Linked DNA regions of Mus musculus: all the other regions are linked to region 3. The links are chromatin loops, found by intact Hi-C in ENCODE. Cell type or tissue: heart. All regions are shown on one strand.

Evidence for each region. Peaks named below come from ENCODE experiments on the same cell type or tissue, not always from the same donor. Only the 100,000 strongest peaks of a DNase experiment are listed, where the experiment ranks them.
Region 1: a loop joins it to region 3, with 2.0 times the contacts of the local background. A loop is called at or near these places in 9 of 42 quality-filtered maps.
Region 2: a loop joins it to region 3, with 2.3 times the contacts of the local background. A loop is called at or near these places in 2 of 42 quality-filtered maps.
Region 4: it touches region 3 in a loop (15-fold over the local background); 21 of 42 quality-filtered maps call a loop at or near these places.
Region 5: it touches region 3 in a loop (2.5-fold over the local background); 14 of 42 quality-filtered maps call a loop at or near these places.
Region 6: a loop joins it to region 3, with 2.7 times the contacts of the local background. A loop is called at or near these places in 5 of 42 quality-filtered maps.

The regions. Positions count from the first base shown.
Region 1 is chr9:55,222,529-55,227,528 of GRCm38, reverse strand. It overlaps Fbxo22 (F-box protein 22), which reads right to left. Exons shown (of 7, transcript NM_028049.2): 7 at 3,096-4,289. The coding sequence ends at 3,872. It overlaps Nrg4 (neuregulin 4), which reads left to right. Exons shown (of 8, transcript NM_032002.2): 7 at 775-913. Among named protein-coding and RNA genes, the nearest start is that of Fbxo22, 16 kb to the right of the region's middle. In heart, no CTCF peak of the experiment used is centred here; a DNase peak (open chromatin) is centred at 1,968.
Region 2 is chr9:55,206,227-55,211,226 of GRCm38, reverse strand. Ube2q2 (ubiquitin-conjugating enzyme E2Q family member 2) reads right to left here. Exons shown (of 13, transcript NM_180600.3): 13 at 3,698-5,000. It overlaps Fbxo22 (F-box protein 22), which reads right to left and starts at 2,292. Exons shown (of 7, transcript NM_028049.2): 1 at 2,039-2,292; 2 at 1,736-1,874. The coding sequence starts at 2,175. In heart, a CTCF peak has its summit at 2,158; a DNase peak (open chromatin) is centred at 2,276; H3K4me3 peaks cover 2,101 bases; H3K27ac peaks cover 1,614 bases.
Region 3 is chr9:55,309,040-55,314,039 of GRCm38, reverse strand. No RefSeq gene overlaps it. Among named protein-coding and RNA genes, the nearest start is that of Tmem266, 15 kb to the left of the region's middle. In heart, a CTCF peak has its summit at 2,272 (motif pointing right); a DNase peak (open chromatin) is centred at 2,269.
Region 4 is chr9:55,022,027-55,027,026 of GRCm38, reverse strand. Chrna3 (cholinergic receptor, nicotinic, alpha polypeptide 3) reads left to right here and starts at 465. Exons shown (of 6, transcript NM_145129.3): 1 at 465-696; 2 at 2,600-2,739; 3 at 2,837-2,881; 4 at 4,739-4,848. The coding sequence starts at 633. In heart, a CTCF peak has its summit at 2,914 (motif pointing left); a DNase peak (open chromatin) is centred at 2,936; H3K4me3 peaks cover 1,130 bases; H3K27ac peaks cover 415 bases; H3K27me3 peaks cover 3,021 bases.
Region 5 is chr9:55,389,534-55,394,533 of GRCm38, reverse strand. All of the region lies in intron 3 of Tmem266 (transmembrane protein 266), which reads right to left. Among named protein-coding and RNA genes, the nearest start is that of Tmem266, 65 kb to the right of the region's middle. In heart, no CTCF peak of the experiment used is centred here; a DNase peak (open chromatin) is centred at 2,053; H3K27me3 peaks cover 1,624 bases.
Region 6 is chr9:54,730,254-54,735,253 of GRCm38, reverse strand. It overlaps Wdr61 (WD repeat domain 61), which reads left to right and starts at 705. Exons shown (of 11, transcript NM_023191.3): 1 at 705-779; 2 at 3,817-3,867; 3 at 4,593-4,620. The coding sequence starts at 3,856. In heart, CTCF peaks have their summits at 668 and 2,939 (motif pointing left); a DNase peak (open chromatin) is centred at 753; H3K4me3 peaks cover 2,063 bases; H3K27ac peaks cover 1,571 bases.

The sequences.
Region 1 (5,000 bases), 87 kb after region 3:
TCTATCACTGGCTTAACATGCATTTCCCTTGCATCAGTGAAGTTGACCATACTGCCATACTGTTTGTTAGTCATTCATGTATCTTCTTCGGAGACTTTAAGTCCCTTGTCATTTTTAATTAGGCGTGTGTGTGTGTGTGTTGTTACACTTTGGTTTTGTATTCTGGAAATTAAGTCCTCATTTGAAGGCTGCAAATATGCTTTTCAATTCTATGTATAACCTTTTTGTTCTTTAAGTATGATATATTTTATGCACAAAATTTTAATTTTTAATTATTCTGTTTAGATCTATTTTTTGATCCCTAAATATTTGGTAACACTCCACAAAATCATTGAAAAATTCATTATCCTGATTTCCCAAAAGTTGTATAGTTTTTTAAGCTACTATTGTTAAATTTTTGAGTTAATTTTCATAATGGTATTACTTAAGGTTCCAACTCCAGCATTTCTTGAAGATTGTCTCTTCCTTATTGAAAATAGTCTTGGTACTTTTGTCAAAAATTATTCATGATACAGATGTTGCTTATCTAAGGATTCCTGTTCCATCAGCTTAACCTGGTGCAAGAGTCACTCTGTTCTGCAACCAGATGACGTATCCTAGGTTAATATTCCAGATTGATTTGGCTATTCCAAGTCCCCTGAGATTGGATCTGAACTTTAGGGTGCATTTTTCTGTCCAGAAAATAAAAAACTGCACTGTGATGTGGTGGTTTGGATAGGGATTACAGTGACTCTGTAGATTGCTCTAGGTAGTGCTAACATTTAAATTTTCCAGCCCATCATCATGGATGTGTCCCATCATTTCTATGGCAGTCCCAGGATCTCACTCTTCTTGATGCTCTACTGTTTGATTGTTCATCGTTCACATACAGAAATGACGCTGGTTTCCTGTGTTGACCTTGCACCCTGCTACTGTAAGTAGTTAGTTTATTGGTTCTGAAAGTCTTTTGTGGAATCTTTACTTTTCTGGGTATAAGATCATATAATTTATGAACAGATAATTTTACTTCTTTCCAGCTTGATGCCTTTCCTTTTACTTGCTTAGTGGCTCTAGCCATGTTGCCTAGCAACAGTGCATCTGGCGCTTTCTCTACTTCTCCAGTGGGTGTGATTTCACTGTGGGCATTTTCATGGTGGCTTTTACGTTGAGGTAATTTCCCTCTACTTCTAATTCATTATTTTTAATAACAAAAGGATGGTTTTTACCAAATGTCTTTCCTTGACAACACGAATGTTGGATTGGGCAGTGGCTTGTATCTCTATCCCACAATTTCTTCATGCTGGGTTCATCTGTTCCTGTTTATACTTTTCTGATTCCAGCTTTTAGCTTTCTTCCTCATTGTCCCTCTCTGAAAGCTCCTGGTGAGGAGGTCTTTTGTTAGTCTTTTCTCTTAAGGGGTTGGGGTTTGTCTCTTCACATTTCCTTCCTTTTTGTAGACACAGATTCTGTCCTTTACCATGTTCCTGTGGGTGTACTGAAGTCTCTAGTAAGTTGTGCCAGCTTATGTTGCTTCTTTTTTGATTATCTGTGTTTGAACTCTCAAATGCATGCTATGGCATGTGTGCAGAGGTCAAAGGGCAACTTTCATTAGTCAGCTCTCTTCTTCCAGTGTGTGGGCGGTGGATATCAAACTTACCCTGTGTCTGGGGGGCAAGCACACCTTCATCTGTTGAGTCATCTTGCTGGTATTTATCTTTGAATAGAACTCATTTCTCTGTGCCTTTGTATGCCTGTTTGTTGGATGACCCAGGTGGCACTTCAGCAAAAATAAAGACAGACCTTTTAATATCTTAAAGCTTAGGCCTTAGCTAGGCAGACTTTCAATTAGTTCATGTAAGTTATCTCAACCATCTAGCCCCGTCCTATCACATGGCTAGCTATCCCTTCCAAACCCATAGTCACCTCTGTATCCTCTCTCCCCCTTTCTTTTTCCCAGAGTCCCTACCAGGAAGCCCCACCTTCCACTTCCTGTCCAGCCACTGGCTGCCAGCCTTTATTCTACAAAAAGCTACATTCCGGTCAGCAGCAGGACAACGCCTGATCCACCCCTTTGGCTCAGAAGAGGGCCACAAAATCTCCTTTAAGGAGGTTTTTAACATGATAATCTCAGAGACTCTTTTGGGCAGGTGAGGAAGGACAAGCATTCACACATAGAAAGCTGGTAATGGGCTGTTAAGAGGACAATACCTTCTATTCCAGCAGCATTCAGTTCTCTGCCACATTAAGCAATTAACGAAGGATTAGAACAGTGGCACACCTGAATTACACCGTGAATGCAGGCCGCCTGTACTTTTCTGTACAGGTAATGGTTCTGGATATCTATACCTCGGCTTCAAGGTTCCACTTCCACTTTCCTTGGATCAAGGGAGTGAAAATGCATTCTTGAGGCAACCCTTGTCTAACAAACCAGAGTCCCAGAAGCACTTTTCATTGTTCGTATACAGAGAAAGCAGCAATTGATAAGCCTTGTTGGTAGATCTAAGCCTTGCTTGAGATGACAGCTCAGTATGTGAGCATGCCTTCACTACTGTGCTCAAATCACTTTTTTTAAAAAAATGTGATTATTTTTTGCAGCTTCGTTAAGTATCAGCAGTTGGCATTTCTAGGCATTTGTTTTTTTGTGACAAACCAGCAATTACTTTTTTAATACCTGTATTTGATTTTATTTATAAAGTATCTATTGTCCTATTAGTACAAACCTTTGAACAATACAGAAATGTTACCTTGTAAGAACATCCTGCAACAAGTCCATGTTAACTTCTGCCTGTAACACAAGCTAGAAGCAGGCAGCCTGGGTCCACTGTGAGGGGCCAACAACACAGTGTAAAGAGACCCAGGATCCCTCTGTGATCCCCACCACAATGGAGTACTGACATCTCTGCAGTGTCCAAGGTGACCTGCCCATATTCCAAGCAATAAGAACAGAGCAAACAAAGGTCACGCCATTGTTGGGAAGGCAGGCATGAGTAAAGTGTGCAATGTAAACGTGGATACTGAGGGGCTGCTGCTTACACACCTCCCCCTCAGTCTGGGTTACTGTTAAGAGCCAGTTATATCCTTCATCCTCTTATCAACAGCAATAATTACAACACCAGTTGAGTGGGAAGTATGTTTTATTGGTGTACAAACAAAATATGGTGATGATTTTCAGAACTGTGTGATAAAGGCTGTTCCCTTGCAGTCTCTTTACTATGAAGAGGAAAAAGCTAACTCACAAAAAGAACGACTTTATACAGTAACAAAACAGACTGTTCATCAGAAAAGTAAAAAGTCAGTAATATTTGTTACAGCTTCTGCAAAACTTCTCAAACCAGTTCTTTAATTCTCCTTTCTTCTTTTTTTTAGGGGGGGTGTGTGGGGGTTTCGAGACAGGGTTTCTCTGTAGCCCTGGCTGTCCTGGAACTCACTCTATAGACCAGGCTGGCCTCCAACTCAGAAATCTGCCTGCCTCTGCCTCCCGAGTGCTGGGATTAAAGGTGCGCATCACCACGCCTGGCAATTTTCTCCTTTCTTAAGTCATGATTCTGCTAAAAGTTCATCAAGCACTATTTAAACCTCCACCTTCCTGGTGGCCCTCAACCTCGCAGGGCGCTTATGCAGTGGCTACAGAATCTGGGGCAGTTCAGCCCCGGCAGCTTTGCTTGCGCCTAACCACAGCCTCACTTCTTGACTTGTGTGCTTACAATGTTAATGCTGTCCTTCATCTATGTATTAAAAAAATCATCCCAAAGTGACCTCAGAGCGTCACCCAAAGCTACAAAACACACATAGCTAGTTTTGCTTAAAATATTTGGATCCCGAGTTTCCATTTTCCTAAAAAAGAGAAACCCCCAAAGTTACATGGTGTGAAAGGTGCTCTCAGCGAGGCGGCTCATTTAGAGGTTCCCAGGTGAACGAGAGCCATGATGGTTGTGTAGCTATGGAACAGGTCCTCTTCCTTTACCTCATTACATCTCCTCAGTATAAAGTTCCCAGTGACTATCCGGTCGCAGCCAATCTCCCCATTTCCAAAGAAGCCAAATAAGGGGACACTGGGAAAGAACTTTCTAAATGCATCAGCTTCAACATTCCCCTTGGCTCTGTAGTACTGAAAGCCTCGGCCAACGCATGCAAACATGAAGCCAATGGTGTTCTGTTCAGGGATGTTGGCTGCTTTGAGGCGCTGCATAGCAGCCTCGACGGTCTTGGCATCATTTACATCCTCAGTGAGGAGAACTGTGGCACTCTGGATTCGGTGCCCACTAAATGACAGTCCAACCACACCTGTGGCATCAATATCCAGAGGGTTCCTGGAAATAGAAACAGAAAACCATCAACACCTCCTGACTGACTAAGGGGAAAAGATCTGCTGCCTTTGGCAACCTAAGCTTTGGTCTGAGGTTTATCCCTCTCAGACAAGGAGTAAAATTAAACTGTTATTAAAAAACAGGGCAGATCAAAAAAGGCAAGCAGCTGCCCTTTTCAGGCACAAATACACTATACAAAAGCTCCTCCTGGATTAGTAGTTCCCAGTAACTCGCTATCTGACCATTCTAAACGGAACCTAGTAGGTAGGTGCACATAGACATGGCTTTGCAGTGGAGGTGTTGGCAAGCACTGTCACTGACTGACGTCCCACCCCTCGATACCTAGGCAAAGCATGCACCTTCCTCCACTTCAGCCCATCCACTGTTAAATTATGAAAAAGATATATTAAAAATGTAATCATGGAGGGTAATTTCAACTCTGCAGGTTTCAGCTTCCCTGCTGGTTTATTGCTTTGAGCCTGAAATTTGACTCATTTGAATTTTAAAGCTTCACAACTTGGGGTAGGGATAGCTGGAGAGGTGGCTCAGGGAAAGAGCAGCTCCTGCCCTTACAGAAGCTCCCATCTTGGTTCTGAGCACCTACATCAGGCGATTCCTAACCACCTGTGACTCCAGCTCCAGAGACTAGTAACCTCTCTGGTCTCTGCGGGCACCTGCACTCATGTGCTCAGTCTACACAGACAGCATTTGGAT
Region 2 (5,000 bases), 100 kb after region 3:
GAAGTGGATGTACCTAAGGCAACTCATGTGTCCCCATGCACTGACAGAGATACAGCTCCAGACACACATAAAGTCATCACCTCTCTCTTCATCCAATGAGTCAAATGCAGCTATTTTTTTTTAAAATGGGGGAGGGGCCGAATCTATGCTATATTTACAAACTTTTTTGTCTTTATTTCCTAATATAGTCTACATTTATACCTTATATGAGGTATAAATAATCTAGAAATTTGAATTTAAATAAGGGTGGGCAATATAGGTTAACAGAATACTATACCACTTTATAAGGAACTTGAGCAGCTGTGGAATTCAATATGGTGCATCGACTACCCTGACAATACCAAAGAACAATTGCATATGCATATACATACACACATATTCCTGTCTAGGCTAGAGGAAGCAAACCCTTAAAACAGTGAGTAGACTTACACAGTACTGACCTTAGAGTCTAAATTAAATACCATTCTCCACTAAAAGAAACCAAGACTATTAGTGAAACTACTAAGTTCTTGAATGAAGCAGGTGAAATACAAGCTGAAGACAACTGGTGCCAAAAGAAAGGTCATCCCTAAGAGACAATAAAACTGGCTTGAGTGCTCACTAGCCACACAAAGACTGTGTGAGTACCAAGGAGAGTCTAACAGTAACAGGTACAGCTCTACACAAGAGACCAAGCGTATGTATGAGTGCTGTGTGAACAAAGTGGAAGAGAATGAAAAGTAAGTTTCAAAGCTTCTCTACAGACAAATACTTATTAACTGCAACAGGACAGAAAATTTAAAGGCAGAAGTTTCTGGCAGACACCTCTTAAATCAAGGAATTTAAGGTAATGGGATAAAAAAATCTAATAAATCCCAGTCACACTCAACTTGTGCCTTGAATTTTCTTAAGTGTTGGGGCTGGTACAGAAAGTCAGGTTGGAGAAACATACAAACCAAAGGAGCGCGCCTTTCAGTTACTCATTGGGAACAGAATCAAATCCTTCTGCTCTTAAGAAAAGCACTGGGGCACTTTGGCTCCCACACCAAACATTAATCAAGAGAGTGGCCTACAGATTTGTCCACGGGTCAATCTTTGGCAGGCACTTAACTTGAGTTCCCTCTTTCTGGATCAAGTTGAAAACCAAACTCAACACCAAAAGAATCGACACATACATCAATGATAACTTCCCAATGTGGAGACTATATTGTGGTTAAGTAGAACATTCCTATTTGCCTATTATACATACTAAGCGATAATAGGGCATCAAATTGGCAATTTCCTCACGAGGGCCCCTGCCACTCAGTGAGATACTGGAGATTCACTATCTATCAGCTCTATAATCTGTCTTCACCTCCCTGAACACTGACTCTCCTGGATCCAGGGACAAAAATGAGAAAAGGAATGTGGTTTACGTATTTAGGTAGAAGTTTTAGTTCTTCCGGTTCTAGTGTGAGACCCTGGGCAAGCGATACCCAACACCTTCATTGCAAAATTGAGGCAAGTTAAGGAAGGCTCTGTACGGCCTTGTAATAGTGGACACCTGGATACTTCAATTGCCCAACATCTAATAATGACTAAACCGCAGTACGCCCCTACAAAACCTGACGTTTACTACAAAAGCCAGAATACGAGCATAGGTTCTCCGAGTTAACGAAAGCAAGGATATGTATCACAATCTTGATTTTTTAAAAAGTTCTCCAAGATGGCCCACCAGTCCTGCAAGTGACTGTCCAACGCATAACTCCATACTTGCCTCAAGCGCCTCAGCTACCACGCGCACCAAGCAATGTCCCTCCAGGTGGCCCGCTTCAGCCACACCCGCGGAGATCCAGGTCACGCTGCGATGGGTCCGCAGCACTCTGCGTACACACTCCCTCCACAGGCGGCATACTCTGGGGATGCAAAAGCACAAAGGGTTGCCGCCGGGCGGCCGGTTCCCACCGTCAGCAGCCTCGCAGCGCCAGCTAAGCACTAGGAAACCCGGGCAGAGGTCCCGGCAGAGGCGACCCCGCCACCCTCCGGGACGAAGGTCTCCTCCCGCCCCATTCGCCCTCACCCGGCTACCCGAAGCAGCGCTTTGGCCGGCAGGAAGGTAAACACACGCTCCACCACCTCCGCAAGGTTACTCAGCACGTAGGTGCTTCGCGGATCTGTGGAGGAGGAGACGCCGCCACCGCCGCCTGCCGGCTCCATTCCTCGCCTACCGGCCCGAAGGCCCTACAGAGTCTCAGGGGTACCGGAGCGGCCGGCGCACCACCTACAACCCGAGCTCCCTGAGCAGGCGCGCGCCACTTCCGGTGGGCCGCTTCCGGTACTGGACACGCCGCTGCGGCGGTGCACCGGCCTGCACAGTTCCGCCCGGAAGGGACCGGAGGCAGCCTGGCGTTTAAGCCGGCTGCAAACACTATTTGGTCAATCTGGTTAACTCGTTAGGTCTTAAGTTTTAAGCGAGTAGACATAAATAGCACTCGCCATTCTTTGGCACTATTAATTGCTACAGAAAGCACATGCCAAACCAGATAGATATTTTCACACAGGAGCCATTATTCTTTGGCTCCTGCTGGCTCTTCCCTGCAGGGCTACATACAGAATCACAGGGGATGAAGCCCAACACCATACATTCCCGAACCACAAATGAAAGAACAGTAGAGGCTGCTTCATTTCAACTGAATAGGTTGTCTCCTGACTGAGGGGCACTTTGTCCCCAGCTACTTGGCCTGACCTGGTGCTTCTTGTTTTGGCTTCTAGATCTTTTACACTGTGATAACCCATTAGAACATTTTGAGCTGGACAAGATGATGCATGTTTGCATCTAGCAAGCTGGAGGCAGGAGGGTCAAAAGCCGAAAACAATCTAGACCCTACTGCAAAATATGTAAGATAACACAAAAAAACATGAACAAGCCCTCAACAAGCAGCAGCCACTTTACTCTGGAAACCTTAAGACTTAAGTAGCAAACATGGACGCATCATACAGTCTCCAAAACACCACGATACACTGGGAATGTGTGAAAACTTCAATGCTTCCCGTTAATAAAAAACCCCAGCAGCTCTGGGCTCTCCAGGAGCCCTAAATCCTACTTCTAGAACTTCCAAACTGCTCTGTGGCTCCACTCTTCTCACCAGGCACTGGTTGGGGTGGGGGTGGGGTGCGGGAACATGTTATGACGACTAGGGAATGAACACCAAGGGTCAGTATGTTTAAGAGGAGGACTTCTGAACATTTCCTCAGCTAAGGCAACCTTCAGAAAAAACAACTGTTTCTGAATGAAGTAGGGAGGCTGTACATGGAGACATAACATTCAAACCAAACATGAAACTGGCACAGGAATTTCAGTCAAGGAAAGAAAAGGCTTTCCTTCTGCTGAGATTCTGATGAGATCTACAGATAGTGGTGTGTATAGAGGCCTTGAGTGTACAAGAGGAACTGTGCTAATAGTACCCTAAGAACATTAGAGACATTAATTAAAACAGCACTAGAAACCCACATGTATTTGAATTTAAAGAACGCAGTAAGGGAATGGTTAAAGAAAAACTGAATACACTATGTGTGTACACACCAATTCTAGGTTCCCTATCCCTCTCAGTATCTTCATCTCCACTTCTGAAACCTCCCCACACCCCATCTTCTCTTTAAACAGCCTACACTAGAAATTCAATATAGAGCCTATAGACGCCTGAATTATAGCATCTCATAAGAGGGAAAGGTGACAAACTGATTTTTAAATGGTTCTTTATTCATAAACTTGATGCAAGTTTACAAAATTTACTGTACATTGCCAAATAAATCTGCAATGAAAAATAAAATCAAAAAAAAAAAAAAACCCAACCCCAAAGCATGCCAAATGTGCAGCTGTCAATCTGCTAGCCATTAGGAAATTAGAATTCAATAATGTATTCAAGATTTTGCCTTAGGCATAAGGAACTTAATAATGTGTTGAAGAATTCTGTCTTGTCACTTGTCATCTGAGCCACTGGCAATCATATATTTAGGGTAACCAAGTGACCAAGAATACCAGATATCTTTTCTGCCCTCTTAACCAACAGAATCAAGAGAAACTAACACCACACATAAAATGCACAAGTGCCACATCTCCTAGATGTGGTTTGCAAAGTTTAAAAAAAAAATCTCAAATCAAATATATAAGAAAAGCCGTTTAACTCTGTACTGGGTCGTGCAGGAGTGTGCTTCGAGGTTTCTTTTAAAAGTGCTTAAGTAGCTAGATTCAAATCAAACATGGATCCAAAAAAGTCTATTACCAACCAAAGAGGATTGATTCAGGAAAGGTAATAAAAATGCAAAGTACATTGATCTGTGTCACATTTTAAAAAAGAATTAACACAGGCTGAACTCCTACTGGTCTTCTGATGTAAAAGCCACTGCATGACTACAGCAAAAATTTAAGGATCTCCAATTTAGGTATCTTTCATAATTTTGCTCAAAGAGTCTGTCTTTGTGCCAACCATTCCATAAGTTTATTAGTTTATCGTCAATTGCAACACCCCGCTAATAAATGGAAAGGTAAAATGACCTCATACTTTAGAACTTCAGGCTCTGCACTGTGGCTCTTCCTCACAAGAAATGCTGAACCAACAGGAAGCAGGTTTGGTCCACTAGGACCCTGCTGCTCCAGTGGAAATTACTGCTCACAAGTGGCTGCCTCGTTTTGCTGTACGCTAATATGGTACAATTACGATCATACTTTTAGATTAGTTCAAACTTTCACACAACCGTGAAAAAGTGTAACAATTTAATGAGGAGGCTTCCTGTCATAATTTTGGCAATAAAATTATTTCAGACCTGAAAAAGCTATGGTTTAGAAGACCTAAAATTTCTAAACCAGTATTGACCATCAGTTAAACTTTTATTGGCTCTAAACAAACAAGATTTTGCAAATCTTCATACCCCATAGGCTCAATATAGAAAGGTTACTGTAAAAATCACAGCTGCAGTAAACGGATGCTCACTTCCCTGCTTAAAAGATTTCACTTTTCAAGAAAGAGGTGGTAGGGAGTGGC
Region 3 (5,000 bases):
AAGCTGGACATCCACATGGTTAAAGGAGTACTCCAGCCAGTGGTCCTCTGACCCGCACATGCATGTGTGTACAAATGTGTACACGTGTACACTCCCTCACATACTGAATTAATAAAAACATACACGAAGAAGAAAACTCAGAAGTAACTTTAGGACACTGTTAACTGGAGTTTGAGGGATAAAACAGGGCTGGCAAGCAGGAGGCCTTGGCTGCTGCTGCTGAGGTGGGCGTGAGAAAAAGGAGCTGGTGAATTAGAAGAAAGCAGTCAAGCTCTGCAAGGATGCCTGTGAGCTTTGAGGGCACAGGAGGGTGTTCAGAGGATAGGGAAGGGGAGAGCGGTGGGGGGAGCAAACGCTGGGCTTTTCTGAGTACACAGTGTTGGGTTTCATGTAGATGGTTTCATTCAAGTACTAGTACTCACCTCTCCCCATTCTCTCCCTTCACATGCCCTCTCTCCACTGGTCTCTCTCCATCCATTTCTCCGTTTTCATGGCAGATGTATGAATATATGAATGAATTCTAGGACACAAATGAGAAAGCATACAATATTTATCTGTGTGTGTGTCTGGTTCACCTGTGGAATATGACCATCTCCAGTTCAATCCAGTTGTTAACAAATGATAGGATTTCTTTGGTATTTTGTTTTGTTTTGTTTTGTTTTGTTTTGTTTTGTTTTTGAGACAGAGTTTCTCTGTGTGAGATTCCTGGCTGTCCTGAAACTCTCCATGCAGACCAGGCTGACCTCAAACTCATAGTCATCTGCCTCTGCCTCCTGAGTGCTGCAACTAAAGGCGTGCACCACCACTGCCTGGCTAGAATCTCATTCTGCAAATGAATAGAACTCTGTTGTGCATATATACCACCTTTCTTTGTCCACTGTCTCTCCATAGATGATCTGAGAACTCTGTGATTGTGAATAGTGCCGTAATAAATACAGATGTTTGGGTATCTCCGAAGTATGCTAATTTAGACCTGAAGTGCTATGTCTAGGTCATATGGTAGTCCTATTTTTAGTTAGGTTTTTTTTTGAAGGATTTCCATACTGATTTCACAGAGGCTTGACTAATTTCCATTCCCACCAGCAGTATATAAGTGTGCCACAATTAATCTAAATTGTGAAAAGGTGAAGCAAGGTAGAAATGTCCTGTCGTTGAAGCCAGAGAGGAACTGAGGGTTTAGGCGAATGTGAATACTAAACATAGCATCTTTAAGGTCTAACACTGTGAACCAGGAGGTTGTGGTGGGAACCTGCCCCAATGAGGTATAAGGATTGGGAACTAGAGTTAGATCAGGATTACAGCCTCATTGTGGCCCACAGTCATAGACCAACCTGTAGGGTCTATCTGACTTCTTTACTGCCAAGGTAAGAGTGTTGTATGAAGAGTTACATGAGCACAGAAGCCAGGGATTTATCAATGAGAAGCTGTGAGCTTTTTATGCTTTAGCCTTCAGTAACTGGGGGGGTTCAGGGGAGGCTGCTGGGCCCATCAGTGGTAGTTGAGAAGGGAGTGACTGTTAGTGTTCAGGGATGGAAGTAACTCAGACCACAGAGGAGTGTTTTGGATGATGCTCTAGTAGACTCTAGGGAGGGATCTTTGGCCCCAGACAGCTCCAGACTATCACAGGATGGGGGAGGGGACCTCCAAAAAAAAAAAAAACGCCTGAGTGGCTCTGAAGTCGAGACATTGTATCTCTACCCCAGAAGTAAACAGAGCAGCATGGTAGGACTTGAGAATGAATAGAAGGTGTTGCCTATGGTACAGGTCAAGAGGAGTGGAAAGGGGATGGATGGAGCTTCTGGTGAAGAGAATTGGGCACTGGAATTCTAACCATAGAAGGTGCTAGGGTGAAAAAAGTTACTCCCTTATCAATAAGTAATGTAATCTTGGCCCATGGCCAAGATTTAGGGCAACCTAAAGTTCATCTCCATGGAGATAGAAAATACAGAAACCTTATAGTCTCAGCCCCCCATCAATCTTTTTCATTATGATCTTTGTAGTTTAGGAATAAAGTCATGTATACTTGGCATTTTTCAGGTTTAACCTAATCATAGTGGCCTTGGTTGGAGGTCAGACTTACCTCATGTAGAAGAGAGGGACATTTACTTTTGATGGGCCCCCACTTTGCAGATTGGACATAGGCTAAGAGGAGGCTTCTACTCTGGAAGCTTTAGGCACTTCTGGCTAAAATGTGCTGCCAGATTGCAAGATACAGCAGAGTCCTTTGACCAGAGGCTGGTTTAAGGCTTTAGCCCGAACTGTTTAGACACTAGGTGGCGCTCTAGGATTTCCTGAGCTAGACATGGAATCTGCAGCCCTGTATAGATAGCGTGTCATGTTTAACCTTGCCTCCTCCAGTTTGGCTTTTCTAGTTCTTGAGGTCTTTTCTAGGCTTTAGAACATGTAGGCTGTGTCTAATAAAGCGGGGGACAAGTCTGAGTCCCCGGTGGAGTATTGAAGCTGTTGTCTCCTCTCTGGAGAAGTTTGGCTTATAACATACACGGTCAGGATGGCTCAGCCTTCCTATCTACTGGGGTCCACATTGGTGCACTTGCACATGGTTTCGGCTTGCTTAAGTTGAAAGGGACCAGGATTCTTGGCAGCTTTCTGTGTTGTGTTCTACAAGTTTTTGTAGTTAATGAGTTTGATACTGGCATTTTAATTCCCTCTAATACATAGCTAATTATATTATCTCAGTGAGCCCATCCTTGTCATTTCCTGCAGCAGCGCTGATGTGGCCATTGGACGCTCATAACAGCAATAGCTATGGAAACTGGCCTGGCTGTAACTGGATGGTGAGCACACACCTCATCAGGCACATACTGAGTACCAGATGCAGCTTCTCCATGAATGCAGCAGGTGGTTGGAGTGATGGAGACGCACTGTTAGCCTAGCTCAAAAGCTCAGCGAGCCTTTGAATGCCTATGGAACTGGGCATCATCGCTAAAAGGTCCTGATTGGGTTTATATTTGGGACAGATTGGGGGGATGGGGTGTGTAACTGAATGGTACCAAAGAGAAATTTTTACTGCAGGAGAAGCAGTAGTTTTTAATTGTTCATGGGTGCACAGATAATTAGAATAATGTAGATGTGTTGCTATGTTGGATCAAAAGCCACAATGAATCCTCTGAATTCGCTAGTGCAGATGAAGGGATCAGGGCTGAAAGATCCTAATATGGATTATATTTGGGACAGACTGGGCATGGGGAAAGGGATGTGTAGCTGCTGGCACTGCAATCCTTATTAGCTGCCTTGCAAAAGAGGAAAGCTGTCCTCTGAAGGGGTGGGATGGCTTTCTCTCTTCCTTGAGTTTCTGGAGCAAGTGCATGATGGGAGAATGTGTCTGGATAAAAAGGGGTGTGGATGGAAAGAGATCTTTGGAGGAGGAAGGAGAGGAGGAGAAGCTGAAGAGGATGATGTGGGGGAGGGGAAGGTGCAGTAGAGAAGCTGGAAGTTAAGCCTGGATATGTACAAAGAAGAAGCTATGAAGGGTGTCAGCTGTGGCTGAGTTTGAGGAAAATGCAAAGTTCAGGAGAATCTAGTAAAATACATAGCACATCCCTATTGCATCTGTGGTCTTGTGACAGTCTCGAAAGCTTGGTTATAAGAAATCTCAGAGTCCTTTCCTAAATTACAAACAACGTAATCTAATGGCAGGATGAAGTAATAGCTCAATGTGCCCCAAGGCAGCCAGCATTATTGATCTGGAACTGTGTTAAGGGTCAAGTTTTGCTGTGGAAGAAATTGTTTTCTTTCTTTCTTCCTTTTTTTTTTTTTTTTTCAGAGTCTGAGAATCAAATTTAGACTAGTTCTTAAGACAGCATCCCAGGGGTGAGTCAGAAGGAATAGAAAGCTCAGGGCTTGTCACACGAGTTCCATGGCTGTGCATTTACCTTTGAGGGCAACAGACCTCTCCTGTCAGCAGAGTGAAACCAAGACTCCCTGCACCAATTCCACTGAGGCATCCTCTTAGAATAGTCTCTCTCCAATTCCCAAAGGTGGGATACAGTTTCTCTCTGGATCCAAACCAACCTGACGGGTCAGACTAGATTGACCTTGAAGGGAAAGCTCACAGACTAAAACTATCAACTCAGCCATGACTGAAAGTGAAGGGGACTCAAACTGTCTTGGAGAAAAATGAAAGCCTGGTTACTAGTAGGTCTCTTGATTTAGGAAGTCTGACTGGGACTTCCTATACAAGCACAAACACCATAAGCCACATGCTCAGGCTCCTCCCAACTTGAGAGAGCTGTGACAGACGTTGTGGTGGAGGAAAAGGAGAGGGCTGGCAGAAGGGTCCTTACAGTAGGCACAGATCCATGTGCATGAACTACAACTGTCATCTGTGCCACCCAGAAAATGAAGGGTCTCCCAGGAAGAATTGGAGTGGACTATAGAAGGCTACTCTTTGTCCATTGCCTTCAGACACTATCAAGGATAACTATGGCTAGGGTTATTTTGCTGCAAGTGGGAAGTGAGGCGTTTCCCAGGAGGCAGGAACTACTTACTTAAGCTTGGGTGACAGCAGTGCAGAGTCACAGGTGAAGGCCTTGGGGGCTTCCTAGAGAGCAGCTCAAGAATCCTAAGTAGTCGAAGGGCCAAACGGCTGGCATCTACAAGTACTGGATGGAGGAGAGGCTAAGGAAGGTGTGATAGTTTGTATATGCTTGACCCAGGGCGTGGCACCAGTAGGAGGTGTGTCCTTGTTGGAGTAGGTGTGTCACTATGAATGTGGGTTTTAAGACCCTCAGCCTCGCTGCCTGGAAGCCAGTCTTCCCCTAGCTGCTTTCAGAACAAGATGTAGAGCTCTCAGCTCCTCCTACACCATGCCTGCCTAGATGCTGCCAAACTCCTGCCTTGATGATAACGGACTGAACCTATGAACCTGTAAGCCAGCCCCAATTAAATGTTGTCCTTTATAAAAGTTGCCTTGGTCATGGTGCCTCATCAGAGTAATGGAGACCCTAAGACAGAAGGCATGGTGGCTAGTTTTATGTCAA
Region 4 (5,000 bases), 290 kb after region 3:
ATATAAAACCTCCCAGATATCATCACCCTTGCGTCCACCATGGGGAACTCCTTGCCAATATTGTTTCCATCCCAAGCCATCGAGTCCCTCTTAACTGTATGCTGTGTACACACACACACACACACACACACACACACACACAGCATCGTGCTGAAAATAGTTACTTTAAGAGCATAAACTTCCACGGTCCACTTTTGAGTTACACTAGAGCTGGCACATGTGATAGGCCCCCAGCCCTCCTCAGAGCTGTACCTGCCAGAAAGCCAGGGCCAGAAATTTGACCCTTTCTTCCTGCCATGGTGACAATGCCTGATCCCGACTGGTCTGTAGCCTAGAGGTTTCAAGAGTCCAGGGAGGCTCTGGGCGAGGCATCGAGGCATCGACGCAGAAGACCGTGGCCCGACGCCCCTCCCACGACGGACGCAGCTCCTGCCTTGGCCTCCCAGCCTCCCCGCCCTGCGGCTGCTAGCAGCGCTTGCCTGCCTGGGGTTCGTGCACTCGGGCGCGCAAGTGCGCGGGAGCTCGGCGGCGCGAAGCCGGGAGGAACCCCGCGCTCTCCGTGCTAGCTTAGCTGTGCTTCGGTGGTGGTCAGCACCAGAGTGGCTCCGGTCCTGTCCATGCGGTCTTCAGACATGGGTGTTGTGCTGCCCCCGCCGCCGCTGTCCATGCTGATGCTGGTGCTGATGCTGCTGCCAGGTACAAGCGGGGAGCGGTCGGGTCCGGAGCCTAGGCTGGCTGCGGGCGGTGGCCATCGGGCGGCGGGTGGGTCTCCTGTGCGAGGCTGCAGCCCAGGGCTCTGTTTTCCGCACGACTTTGACCACCAGAGCCTTAGAAGTCTAGGCACCCACTTGCCTTGAATCTCAGCGTGGCCCCACGGTTCTGCCTGTGCACGCGCATCCCAGTCCCTACCACTGAGTCCCTTGGCTACTCCTTTGTTCCCAAACCTGCTAGTTAGCTGAGGCTCGAGACTAGCCCAGAACCGGCCCTCTGCTTCTGCTAGGGAGATAGAGGTTTGGGTCCCGGTCCCGAACGTCGCCCCGCAGCCCCGCTTCCAGCATCTGCCTCCTCCCACCGCTTGGTTTTAAGTGGGAAAACATGCGGCCAAAGAAGGCTAAATATTTGTCTAAAGCTACCGGGTCGTTTTGGAGCTGGGGCAGGACCAAGCCTCTGGTTCTGGTCATCGGGTCTCTGCGCAAAATGATCGCGTTGCCTAGAGACCTTCGACGTGATCGCTCCTCCCAGGCCGTCGTGGAGGCTCTAGGGGGGAGCCTATTAGGAGAAAAGCCCTTCCAGAGACCCAGGATGGCTGGCGAGTGAAGCAGAAAAGCAGCTATGATGCTCCCCTGAAGGCGGTCAGAGCACGCAGGGGCGAGGGGAACGACACCAGCATTGTGGCTGTGCATCATTACAGTCTGCTCCACTGCATGGGTCCTGCTTAAATCTAAATCACAGCCTGAAGAAAATAAGTTACACCGGCCCCCTCCCCCGAGACTGTACCTAGACTGACCCTAGTACTGTAAGCAGACAGCTTGAGCCAATATGTCTTGCTTAGTTGGAGTGGATTTGTAAACAAAGGATGCCCAGGGACCAGAGGTAAAGGCTGGGATGAGGATGTGAAGACAGCCCAGCCAGGAACCCGGTAGGCATCTTGGCTCCTACGATATGATAACCAAGCCCCTGCAGAATTTGGAGAGAGTGAAGGGGCTGTAATCTCTGACACGGTGGAAAACAGGGCTCCTGGCCTGGGGGAACCCCGAGTGGCTCCACCCCAGGGTGAGTCATCTTTCCACTTGGGCAGCAGGAGAACCACAACCTTCCTTGGAGGAACAATAAAGGTTTGAGCCGCTAATAGCTCTTTTTTTTTTCTCTTAGATAGCAAGGTTAGGTGGTTATGTAAAGGTTAGAGTTTTATTAAGAAAACAAAAACAAAAACCAAACAAACAAAAAACCAGTATCTGGTCCTCCTGGGAAAGGCACTTCCCACTCAGCCTTATGACCGGCATTAGATTCCCAGGACCCACATTGTGGAAGGAGAGAACTGAGTCACCCTTGGAGCCTGCCCCCCACATGCCACAGCATGCACCCTCCTCCATTAATGTAATGAAAAATTTAAAGAAGAAAATAAGGAAGTCTTTACCTAGATTTAAGAGAGAGAAGGGGGGAGAAAGCTAAGAAAATGGCAGGAACACACACAGAGACAGTGTAGATTCTCTGACAGGATCCCACCAAGCTAACAGTTCTCCAGCACTTGCCTCAGGCCAGTGACTGAAGCACTTCACTTCCACCTTTGAGGTGCATTCATGCATACTCTTTGATAGTTCAGAAACGATGGTTCAGAGAGTTTGAGCTACTAGCCTAAGCGCACACAGCTTCCCCCGGTTTGCCGGGATTTTCCTTAGATGTACCCAATTTCAGAACTCAGGCTTCTAAACCACTGAATGTGCACGACCTCGGCTTCCCAGCCTGTAACTTCCAGGGAACATTACTAGCCTGGAAGCCCGAGTTTGCAGAGTACCCTGGCAGACGGCAGTCTGTGGGCAGGCTGCCCTCTCTGGGAGAGGTGCATTTCCTCAGGGACTGACAGGGATACCTCCTTCAGTGGCCAGCGCCTCGGAAGCTGAGCACCGCCTGTTCCAGTACCTGTTTGAAGATTACAACGAGATCATCCGGCCGGTGGCTAACGTGTCCCATCCTGTCATCATCCAGTTTGAGGTGTCTATGTCTCAGCTGGTGAAGGTGGTAAGTGCTGGGGCCACACGATGTGCCCCTGGGGTTCTAGGGGAGTCTTCTGCCTTATTTTGGTCAGTCACCTGTCAACTTCAATCTCACTTTCTAGGATGAAGTAAACCAGATCATGGAAACCAACCTGTGGCTGAAGCAAGTAAGTACCCAGGTTCTGTGTACTGCTGCCCCCTGGTGGTGATTGCCTTATTTGTTGCTGGGGGAAAAGGGGAACTGGACTGGACACTACTCCTGGACCCGGGACAGGGTCACCTGACTGCTCTTGAGGGCTGACTCCCTCACTCACATCACAGACAGACAAGCTACAACCTGGAGAGAGAATTCTATCCACAGCCCCCTTACAAAACTGAACAAGCTGGGTGTTGTGGCTCAAGCCTTTGATCCCTGCACTCAGAAGACAGAGGGAGGTAGATCTTTGTGAGTTCAATGCCAGCCTGATATATATAGCAAGTTTCAGGACAGCTAGAGCTATGTAGAGGGACATTAGTCTCAAAAAAAAAAAAAACAAAAAACAAAAAAACAAAACCAAAAACAACCAACCAAAGCTGGTTTGGTCTACAGAATGAGTTCCAGGCCAGCCAGAACCACACACATACACTGGACCCCTGACCCCCAATTCTGGTAACACTCACGAAGACATCCTTCCTTTCTCTTGCAAAGCCAGAGGTGGGTTCTCTTGCATTGTGCATGGGGCAGGAGCAGAGCACTGGTGTTCTGTTCCCACATGTCCTCCCTAGGGAAGCTTTGGCCAGATCTTTTGGGAGACATCACGACATCTGCCAGCTCAGCCAGCCTAGCACTCAGCTCCTACAAGCCTTTGTTTGAAGAGGCTGGCGAGCCAAGCGAAGCGTCCCACCTACATGTTCCTCTGTGGCCACAGCCCCATCCTGTTCCTTCTGGTGGTCTGTGCTCAACACTTTTATGGTCCTGTGGAATCAAGGCTCCATTCTGAGGGGGGGAACTCTTATATTTAGAAAGGATTATTCTGCTTTTTTGAGATGGGGGAGGGTATCCCATGTATTTCATGACAGCCTCAAGCTCACTGTGTGGCTGAGAACCTTGAACTTCTGGCCCTTCATCTTCCTAATGCTTGGATTATAGGAGTATGTCCCCATGCCTGGTTTAGGCGTTGGATGGGACTGAGCCTGTTAGATAAGCATCCTATCAAGTAAGCTAAGTCTCTACCCCACATATTCTGTGTGCGTGTGTGTGTGCGAGTGTGTGTGTGTGTGCATGTGCCTAGGCACATGTGTGAGGGTGTGTGTGCATGAATTTGGAGGTCAGACGTTGATAGAGGATGTCTTCCATGATCAGTCATTGCATCATTTGTTGAAGCAAGGCATCTCACTGAGCCTAGAGCTCAATGATTCTGTTGGTCTAGGGAGCCATCTTACCGCAGCGATTGCGTCTCTGCCTCCCTGAGATTATGAAGTGGGAGGGTTGTGTGCTCAGGGATTCCATCTCTGCTGAGGATGCTCACACTTATGCAACAAATCCCTTAGTCACTGACTCACCCCTCTTTTCCTATTCACGGTCTCATAGTGCATGGCCTAGGACTCCCTATGTAGCTTAAGCTGGCCTTGAACTCACAACCCTCTTGCCTCAGTCTCATGCCACTACACCTGGCTGGTGAGTGATTTCAAAGTATGTAAAAAAAAAAAAAGGAGTTTAATGTATGAACCTAGTAGAAATACAGAAGGCTGCCATCTTGGCTAATGTGATCGAAGGCAATGATTAATGGCTCCCGTTTGGTTGATAAGGATTAAGCTCCCAGTCATGAAGGCTGACTAGAGAGCAGGGGCAACCTGCAGCTTTAGCTCATGCTGTCTGCCTTGCTGCCCCCATGTTGCTCCCTTGGCCAACATTTTCTGCAGCAGGGAAATGGCTCAGTGACCCTAAGAAGGGGTGGTCTGTCACCATGATGGCCATAATGACATGTCTGTCAAGAAAACCTGGCTGGTCCTTCTACTGTCTTCTCCCCACCTCCTTTGGTCAGATCTGGAATGACTACAAGCTGAAATGGAAACCCTCTGACTACCAAGGGGTGGAGTTCATGCGAGTCCCTGCAGAGAAGATCTGGAAACCAGACATCGTGCTTTACAACAAGTAAGGAGCTGGCTGTCCCATACTCTTTTGGTCTGGAAGACTGGGCGCTTGGTCCTCCAGCCACTCACTATGCTTACAGTCTGGGCTTTTTTCGGCCCTTTCTGAAAGGGGTCTGCTTACTCGTTCACCCTGGAGGCACTGGGCATCTGTTA
Region 5 (5,000 bases), 80 kb before region 3:
AGCCAGGGAGAGGCTCAGGCAGCTGGGAGGACAAAGGAAGGAGGCAGGGAAAGATCTGGATGTCAAATGACACTGTGCCCCCTGCATGGGCAAGGTGGTCCCTCCATCCCAAGTCAGCAAAACCAGGTACATTGTAGTGGGAAAGGGGGTCAAATGAGTTGTAGCTGCTGTAAGGCCATGGAGCACTAAGGGAAAGCCCAGAGCCTGTGCTGGACTCAGGATGGTGAAGTTGAGCAGACATTTAAAACCAAGTGGTCAGGTGTGCAAGACCATCCCCTGAGCCTAAGAAATCTCTACCCTGTGCTTGTAAACTGTGCTTACTTGGAAAGAATTGTCCCAGCTGGGCTTCCTGACTGTTTAGAGCCCCTCATCAAGGGTGGGAAGGACTCGGGACCTCACCTGAGTTTTCAGGACTCCCTACCACCTGTTGTATGCAATGCTGCCTGCACAGGGCTAGAATGTATACACACACAAACACACACACACACACACACACACACACACACACATAGTCAAGGAAGAATAGGGAAGGGAGACTCCATGTATTCGGCTATGGGAAAGCCCCCATTTCTTCTGGGTAAAGACTTTCTGGTATAACCTTTGGGGGAGAAGCCACCACACCCCTGTAGATAACTCCTGTGCTCGGTACTTAAGTCCAATGAACTTGTCTCCTACAGTGAAGTCTGCTGGGATGCTGCTTCCTTCTGTAGTTAGAACCTTAGGAGAGGTCCACTCTCCCTGGGAAGGACTTTTAGCAATGGCGGGGGAGATCTCAAGGAGGAAGTGATGGTCAAGAAAGTTAAAGGCAGTGCCCATAGGTATCGGGAAGAAACACACAGACCTGCCTAGTTAGTACCAACATTCTCTTCAGGCCCAAAGGACACCAGGACATGGGCCAGGAACTGGCTTAGGGAGGAAGGGTTTCTCTTGCATGGTGGGCAGAGCTCACTAATCACCTAGCACCTGGGCAGATGCTGCTGGGGCAACCACTCCCCATGACAAGACCCATCTCCTGCCAAATCCCAAAGCATTGCAAAGCCAAGTCTACCTATCCTACTCTACTGCTGTGGCAGCTTAGCTGTGCCTGCCCAGAGCTTGGCATTCAGTCACCAGCTGCTCTCAGCCTGGGAGGAAATTCATGTTGGTCCCCGAGCTGCACAAGGAGATGGTATTTGTACCACAGCTGAGGTGAACCTCTTTTCTCCCAGTGACCCCACAGCACAGCAGTGACTTAAGAGACAAAGGAAGATACCTGCTGTAGGTAGATGACTCCAGGCAGAGAAGCCTGGAAGTGGGGGTTGGGATCAGCATCCAGGCCAGAGATTGCTGGAAAGTCCCAAGGTTTAAGCCATACCCCAGGTCCCTTATGAAGCCACCATTTCTGGGTTAGGCCCATGGTCTATAACTTCGTGAGGTGACTCCAAGGTGTGGACCATGGTTCTGCCTCTTCAGATGTGAGCACTCCTGGAGTTAGGGAAGCTAAATCGTCCCCAACACCCACTGAATTTGGGCCTGCATTTCAGGAGAACCCAGCTCAAGAGTGTTCTTGCAGGTGACAACTATTATGGAGGATGAACTGAGGGTGTATGTGGTGTGACAGAAGCTTGGGAGCAGGACAGAGAAGGTAACCAGGGCCACCAGGAAGGAGGCTTGCCTGTGCCTATGTTTTAACAAGAGAGACAGGGACGGGGCTGTACAACTCTAAAGTAACTTCCATCTGGGCTCCCTAGTGGGAATGGGAACCAGCGGTGAGGCAGAACCTGCAGGTTCCTGCCTGGCCCCAGGTTTAGAATTGGATCACTCCTTGTGAAATGCAAGTGACTCAGACATTCCAAGGAGAGTGTGTGTTCCCTCTCCGCGGAAAGGTATACTCCAAGAAGACGGTGTTTCCCGTTTTTATAACCCGGTTTGCGTGGTTAATAAAAGAACTGACTGGGCTGAAGCCCGGACACAGACTGGAAAATAACTTCTTTCAGGCAGCCTCAGCCCATCAAAGTCCCGGAGTGGTGTTATTCCTGAAGTTGCCACCAGAGGGCAGACGTGCCCCTATTTCCCAACATGTGCTACAAAAGCCAGGGGCAGCTCTGGGGAGGGCTTGGGCTGCCCAAATAGAGAATACCAACAGATGGGCCTGCTGGCAGGTGGTATTCCAGAGAAGTTCCGGCACCCCTCATGAGGCCTCAGAGGAGTCCGGGGGTGGAAAGCAGGTGAGCGCCGGTGCGGCTTCTGTTTTATATTCTTAGTTGTTTGGGGTAACAGTTTGAGAGAATAAATTCTAGAATATGAAAATGGAGTTTGGCAAATCCCCAAAGGCTCTTTTATGGGAGGTCAGGCCATAGGAGTGGCCTGGAAGGCAGGCAGGCAAGATCAGGTCAGGTAGTGGTCCCAAGCTTGACAAAGAAACAGCCTCATCTTAAAGGTGAAGTATGGACCAATCAGGGCCGGGCTTGCGTTGCTCCTTCAGGGCCAAGCCTCTTTCTCCCTACAACCCACTATGCACTCAGAGGAAACGTTGTCCTCCTGGTGTGAGCCTGTGGGGATGGTGGGGACTCTCCAGTTATCCTAAAAGGGTTCTTCACAGGCAATGAAGGTGGTTTCTCTAGTGTCCGGGACAGAAGACCTCGTTAGTTGCACATTTGGATTGTTGTCCATTAAGTTCCCAAAGAAAAGATCTGAGGGGAGGTCGGAATGAGTCTAGAAGTCTAGAGGTAGGGGCGACGGAGATGAAGATGAAGCCTGGAGCACCAGGCGTTTGCCCCCTGTCTGGCCTGCAGGGGGCTTCTCCCCCCCCCCCCCCCCGTGGCTCAGAAGATTCCTCGGAGCAAAGCTCTCCAATAATTGACAAAAACAATAACCATTTGCCACACACACCCCCCCCCCCCACGCCATAGACATAAAACTACAACTCTGCATTTAAGGTTTCAAGAGATGCAGAGACTCCTTGGCCCTCATGGAGACCCCCTGCCTAGCTTCTTAAACTTACTCTTAAGGGTCATTGTGCTTGTTAGTAGTTTTGTTAACCTAACCCAAGCTGGGGCCACCTTGAGAAAATGCCTCCATTATCCTGGCCTGTAGGCAAGTTTGGAGGGGCATCTTCTTGATTAACGAATGGCAGCCCACTATGGGTAGTGCTACCCCTGGACAGATGGTTCTGCCTTTAATCCTAGCCCTTGGGAGGCAGAAGCAGGTGTCTCTCTGCTAGATCAAGGCCAGCCTGGTCTACAGAGCTAGTTCTAGGACAGCCAGGGGTACACTGAGAAACCTTGCCTCCAAAACAAAACAAAACCAAACAAAAAAGCAGGCTGAGTGAGTTAAGAACAAGCCAGTTGGTGGCATTTCTCTGTGGCCCTGTTTCAGTTCCTGCCTCTATGTCCCTTCCTTGAGCTCCTGCTACAGCTTGTCTCGATTATGGACTCCAAACTGTAAGGTGTGATAAGCACTCTCCTCCCCACGCTGCTTTTGGTCACGGTGATCATAATAGCACTGGAAAACAAACTGGGACAGTCATGTGACTGAATGCCCCCTGAGATTCCCAGTAAACCTCTCTTTCCACTCTCAGAGTGGTCTAGTTCAGTGGCCCCTCTGCGGTACCTCAGCGTGAGGGATGAACAATCTGGCAATAGTTAAAGGCTGCTAAACACAGAGCTAACTAACTAACTATAAATAGATGGGGCTGGGAGGATGGCTCACTGGATAGAGCACCAGTCATGCAAACATGAGGACTGACTTCTCGCCCTAGCACCCATGTAAGAAGCCAGGCGGGCAGAGGCAGGCAGCTTCCTGGGGCCTGCCGGCCTGCAGGCCTTGTCTCCTCTCCTCGGTGAGTTTAGGCTCACTGAGAGACCCTGCTTCAGAATATGCACTGGAGAATGATTCAGGAGGACATCTGGCATTGACCTCTTGCCTCTGCTTGCATGTGAACACACATGTACATACATTAAAAACATAGAAGAAGGCTCAGAAGAGGGCTGGGGATACCTTAGTGGCAAAAACACTTGCCTAAGCATGTGTGAGCCCTAGGTCCAGTCCCTGGTACCATGCCCACAAATAACAAACATGAAACGTGGAACGAATCAGCCTGCGTCACCAAACCCCACTGTACCCTTGGATCTGATCACATGTTGTCATGCCAGGAAATCTCAAAGGACACTTCCTCAAACGCCCCAGCTTGGAGCTGAGACACTAACTGTTATGAATTACAGTGTTTCAAGGCTATTTGCAACACCTTCTGCTGTTAGAGAAACACAATGGCTTGGCTACAGGAAATAGAAACTTTTAATATTTTTCTATTGCCTTTCCTCAGTACATTTAGGTTACATTATAGAACCATTACATTAGAATGGTTTTAAAAAAAGAATTACTTATTTTATGTATATGAGCACACTGTAGCTGTCTTCAGACCCACCAGAAGAGGGCATCAGATCCCATTATAGATGGTTGTGAGCACCATGTGGGTGCTGGGAATTGAATGCAGGACCTCTGGAAGAGCAGTCAGTGCTCTTAATCACTGAGCCATCTCTCTGGCCCAGAATGGGTGGTTTTTAAAATTGCTCATTAAGAGTTAAGATGCCAACAAACTTTGTTTCAGTACTGCTAAAGGCCCGGCACTCAAGAGCAGAGGTAGGCAGTCCTCTGAGAGTTCGAGGCCAGCCTGGTCTACATAATGAGACCCTTTTCCAAAAATAAAAATCATTAAAGGAATCTTGGCTTTGGGTCAGGACAGACTCTCCAAAAATCTGAAACAGCCCTAAACATACTTCTGTCATTCTGTGTGATGTATTTATGTGAGGCGATTGTCTCAACATTGGAAATTAAAAAAAAAAATCTAACTATTGAAGATGTTCTACCCTAGAATATCAAAGATTCTGTCAAGATTTAATTCTTTCTGTAAACATAAACAGATACCTTCATCTCATTAGTATGTAAATTTTCTTTAGTCTTTCATGAGAAATTATATGTATACCAGAGAGTTGTTTTAAATAAATTTCTATACGATTTAT
Region 6 (5,000 bases), 580 kb after region 3:
ACTGCCTATGCTACAGAGTTACAGAGTAAGTTATAGGCCAGCCTAGGCAATTTATTGAGAACTTGTTTCTAAATAAATAAATAGATGGCTGGGATGTAGGCCAGCAGGAGCATGCTTGCCTAGCATAGGCAACATCCTGGGTTTGAATTTATGCGCTATTAAAAAAAAATATATAGGGAATGGCTCAGCAGATAAAAGTGGCCGCCTTCAAGCCTGATGACTTGGGTTCCATTCCTGGGCTCCACGTGACAGAGACAACTAAGACACTCAAGTTGTCTTCTGACCTCCATTTCTACACCATGACATGTGTGCACACTCCCATACGTGCACACAACTTTTAACAATATTAAAATGTGGCACTTTAAAAATTACAGAGCTAGGTTGTTTTAGAAAACCTTTATTGTAATGATTTTCGAGCTTTTTGCTGTGGGAGATGGGGGGCGAGGCTGGGCTGGAAAGGAGAAGGAAAGAAAAAGAGGACGAAGAAAAAGCGGGGAAAAAAAAAAAAAGAAAGAAAAAAAAACAGAAGAAAAAACGAACCCGGGAAGTCATCAGAGAAGCTTTCTGAAGCCTGTTAGCAGCAGGCTGCCCTAGGTACTCCCCGCCCACTCTCCCTGGCTCCACCCTCACCCCAACCCCGCACGCCAAGGCAGCAGGGGGGCGCTCTGCCGGTCCCGCCCGCATCCCAGGAGAGGCCCCGCCCCTTCGTTAGCTCATCCACGAGCGCCACGGTCGTGCTCCACTGACGTCAGGCGTGCTGTGCGGCTGGCTGTACGGTGGTGAGTTGGTGTGCTGGGCAGAGTTGGGGAATGGTGGTCTTTGGTGCTGTTGCCTACTAGGGCGAGAGGGCGACTGAACCGGGAGAGTTGGAGGCCACCACAGCAGGTTTGTTCACGGAGGCTCCAGGAGTCCAAGGGTGGCTTTCGTGACTCTATTTAACTTGGCTAGTCCGCGAGGCACGAGTCCCAAGGGCAGACAGAAGGCCCATAGGTGGACTAATTTTGCTCCCAGATAATGTTTTGTGCATCCCGGAAATGAGGGTTGGCTTCTTTGCGGGGTGGGGAGGGGAGTAGTTTCCCCTTAGATAGAGGACTCTGGGGAGGGGAGTAGTTTCCCCTTAGATAGAGGACTCTCTTAATACCAGTCCTATAGTAGTTAGCCACGCTGTTAGGTAGCAAGCTTCACGTCATTGAACACTAAGCAGAGAGTGAGTTCCTTTTATTTCAAGTACCATGTGGTATGGTGCGTTACAGACGTGCCTGAGAAACTTTCATAGACGCATGGGTTAGTCTCTGGGAAGCCTGAAGAAGGACCTTTAAATCCAGCCCCGATAACTGGAAATTTTCCTAAAGAGAGAGATGGCATAGAGGCCTCTTGGGATTCTCTTGGTTCTGAAATTACCTGTCATGAGACATGTCTTAGTAGTAGGAACTGTGTATTTACCTACGCTTCCGTCAGCTGCTCTAAGCCTCTCTCTTCTAGCCAGAAGAACGGAGCTAGTAAGAGTGCCTACTAAACGGCGTTAAGGAAGGTTCAGTGAGCTAATCTGTATAATAGTTAAAATAGGATCTGATGCAGTACGTCCTCAAAGGTTCAGCCTGATGGAACTGCACACCCTATTTTGAGGGTAGCTTTTTAAAAGTTGACTCCCTATAAACCTTCTTACTTGTAAAATTGTCGTTTTTCTCTATTGCCAAGTGTGAGGTTCGTATGGGCAGAGAGGAGGCAGTATCACTAAGAGGGCTGGTCTTCATGCAGTTTGTGTCTCAACTTGTTTGAGCCAAATTGTCAGGAGAGCTTTCTAGTCTGGGCAAGGTCCTGTTCTTGAGTCACAAATCAGTAACAGTCACAAGTCAGCACACCTGATTAAGATCTCTTAGGCCAGGACTATTTAGAAATCATGTGTCTGTCTGAGTTTCTGTTCTTGGTAAACATTTGTTAGTCTTTGGTTTGCATATTTGAAGCAGGTAGCATGAGCCCAGATGTCTGAGCTGTATGTACGGCCTGTTAAGTGAGGATGGAACTGAGGGGCTGTGAACATGGATTAGAAGACAATTCACACTCTTATATTTGTTAATTTCTAGTTGAAATTTAGCATATTCTCCCATTATGTTATATTCTCACATAACAAGTATTAAATATGACTTTGTTAACGGCTTTAGCGATCACAGGTGTTTTCATATCAGAATGTTGTGATGGGATTGTTGTTTGTTTTGAGACAGGGTCTTGCCAGAAAGCCAGGCTTAGTACCTCCAAACAATTAGGATTACGGAACTGCTGGCAGGATGTTGTTTATGTCCTGAGGTTGCGGCATCTTTTAGACTTGCTGATTCTTATAGAATGTGATGATAAGGAGCCATGTGTGTTTTGCTCTCATAAGTTTGGTTTTCATGTTTTGACAAGATTGTTTTCCACATAGAGCCTATGCCTAGATTCTGTTTGTGAATTTTCATACTCGATTATATTTATTTATAATTTTAGAAGATGTGCAGGGTGTTGAATCTTTTGAGTCACGTGATGCCCAGTTCTGAGTTCGCTTCTGCCTTGTTTCTGCTCTCACTCTATGAGAAAGTGTCTTTTCTCTGGGGTTTAGTGCCATGCCTTCTCATTTTTGTGTTTTGGTTGCTTGTTTGGTTTTGGTAGTGAGCCCGTGGTGAAGGTAACCCTCTGGCATGGTGCCGGAGTGATAGCCCATGTTCTTGCCCAGTGCAAGAAAGCTGTAATGAGTCTTAGAGAGAAAAATAAGTATTTTAGATAAGCCCTGTTTAGGTTGAGTTCAGTATTAGTGAATTACTAATGTATGGTCAAACAGAGTCATATGCAAACAAAACAAAGCAAAACCATAGCATGTGATTACATATTGAGCACTTGACAAAAATGTGTCCCAGAGGCTTTCAGTGGCCTACCTCTGAGTCTCCAGAGGAATGGTCTGATACTGCCCACTAGTGGTAACTTTATAGAACATAGTTACCACAGAGAGTGAGCACATACTAGGTTTTCTTTCTAATGCTGTGTATTTTATGTATTTGAAAACAACCAGAGAGAAGGTTTAAGTTTTGCAAGTCTGTTAGCTAAGTGGTGTGCAAAACATACCAAGGCCTTGGGCACGTAAAGGCACTTACTGTCACGCCTAACACCTACCTGGGGAAGAACTGAGTTCCACAAATTGTCCCTTGACAATTTGTGCAGGTGAATACACGAATGCACACATATCCATAAACTCAATGTATGGGCGTATGTGTGTGTGGATGTTTAATAAATCTAAGGTTAATAAAATTTAAAAAGCTTAATATAATTAAGAACTTTAATGAAATTAAATCAGTTCATAAAATATGTTGAGCCTGTTCATAAAATATGTTAGTCTTTGAAAACTGTCACCAGTTTGTTACCTTGCAGCCTTATTTACATATCTGTAGGTCTCGAAAGGCAGTTTTTGATTGAGACCCCTGTGTGTGTTCTTGCATGTAAGAATGTTACTGTCTTGGACTCCCTTGTTTGCTTTCTAAGATGAAGAAAATTTAAAATGAAGATGGCCTGTAATTCTGTCTCTTAGAAGGAGAAGGGAACACATACTGGTCACCCTCTTCAGATTTGGGGAAATAATCCATGGATGGAGGCAGTGTGTATTTCTTGACCCCCTGGGAGAAAGATCACACACCACCACATGATAGGACTGTGATGGGGCCTGCAGGGACTGATCCATAGAGAGGTATCAGAATCTTATAACGGTGTCACCATGGTGCAGAGGAACCTGTGCAGCCTCCTTGTGCTGAACACATCATCTTACTGACGGAAACCCTGGTGTTGTTTCCACAGAACTGTCTGGCCTTTAGCGCTTCATCCTTGGTTAAGGAAATGACCAACCAGGTAAGGTCTGCAGTGAGAGGGAAAGCTTCAGTTAGTTACTGGCAAATTCAGACTTAATAGATTGCCTGAGTGTGTGGTTAGGGAAATGATTTTTTAATTCTTGCCCGGTTCCTAGATGCCTAGGTGACTTTGGGTACCTCCTCATCATAGGGTTAGGTGGCATTTGAAAGTGCACCACACTAAGATTACTTCATGCTGTTGCCACATTTTAGAGGGGGACTGAGGAGGTTTAAAAGAATTTATAGATAAAAGTAAAGTCAGTAGGAGGTAGGACAGTCAATAAGCACCTATAGGATTACAGACAACGGTATGGACTGTGTTGTCTCATACAACTGTAAAAATTAGATTTCAAACAGGACTCAGCTTCCTCCTAGGTCTGAGGTGAAGAAAGTGTAACTGGTCTTAGATTGGTGAGGGTGGGGCACACCTGTGGGGGCAACACTTAGGGGAGTGGAGCGGGAAGTTTTGTGTAAGCCTTGGCTACAGAGTTTGAAGCCAACCCCAGCTACCTAGAAAGCCCCTCACCTCAAAGACAGAATGAAGAACTGATTTTTCTCTGGTGTAGCTATACAAGGGTGTTATGAGTAGGTACCAAGGATGTGTAGGATGGTCAGGGAGGGGGCATAGGGAGTAGCTGCTGCTGCTGTAGTGAACTGTCTCACTTGGGGGGGGGGGGGTTCGAGATAACTGAGATCTATCACTGACTGACTTCTCTTCTTTTGTAGTACAGTATTCTCTTCAAGCAAGAGCAAGGTAAGCAGCCTACCTCTTCAAGCAAATTCTTTTGTGAAAAAAATGTATCCTGGTTTCTTTAAGATTTTATCACACCAACCTGACACACAGATCCTAGATACATTAACTTTGCATTGGCCATGGCAGCCAAAAGCAAATATACTCAGTGAAAAAGTAAATAGCTATTTTGGGTCTGGTGGAGCAAGCCTGTAATACAAGCTGCCTAGGAAGTAAGTAGGGTCGTGAGTTCAAGCCAATCTAGTCTTAATGTAAAAAGTGAAAAGGCTAGAGATATGGCTTGATGGTAAAGCACTTGCCTCACATGCACAGGGCCAATCCCAGTTTAAAAAAAAAAAAAATATATATATATATATACACACACACATACATACACATATATA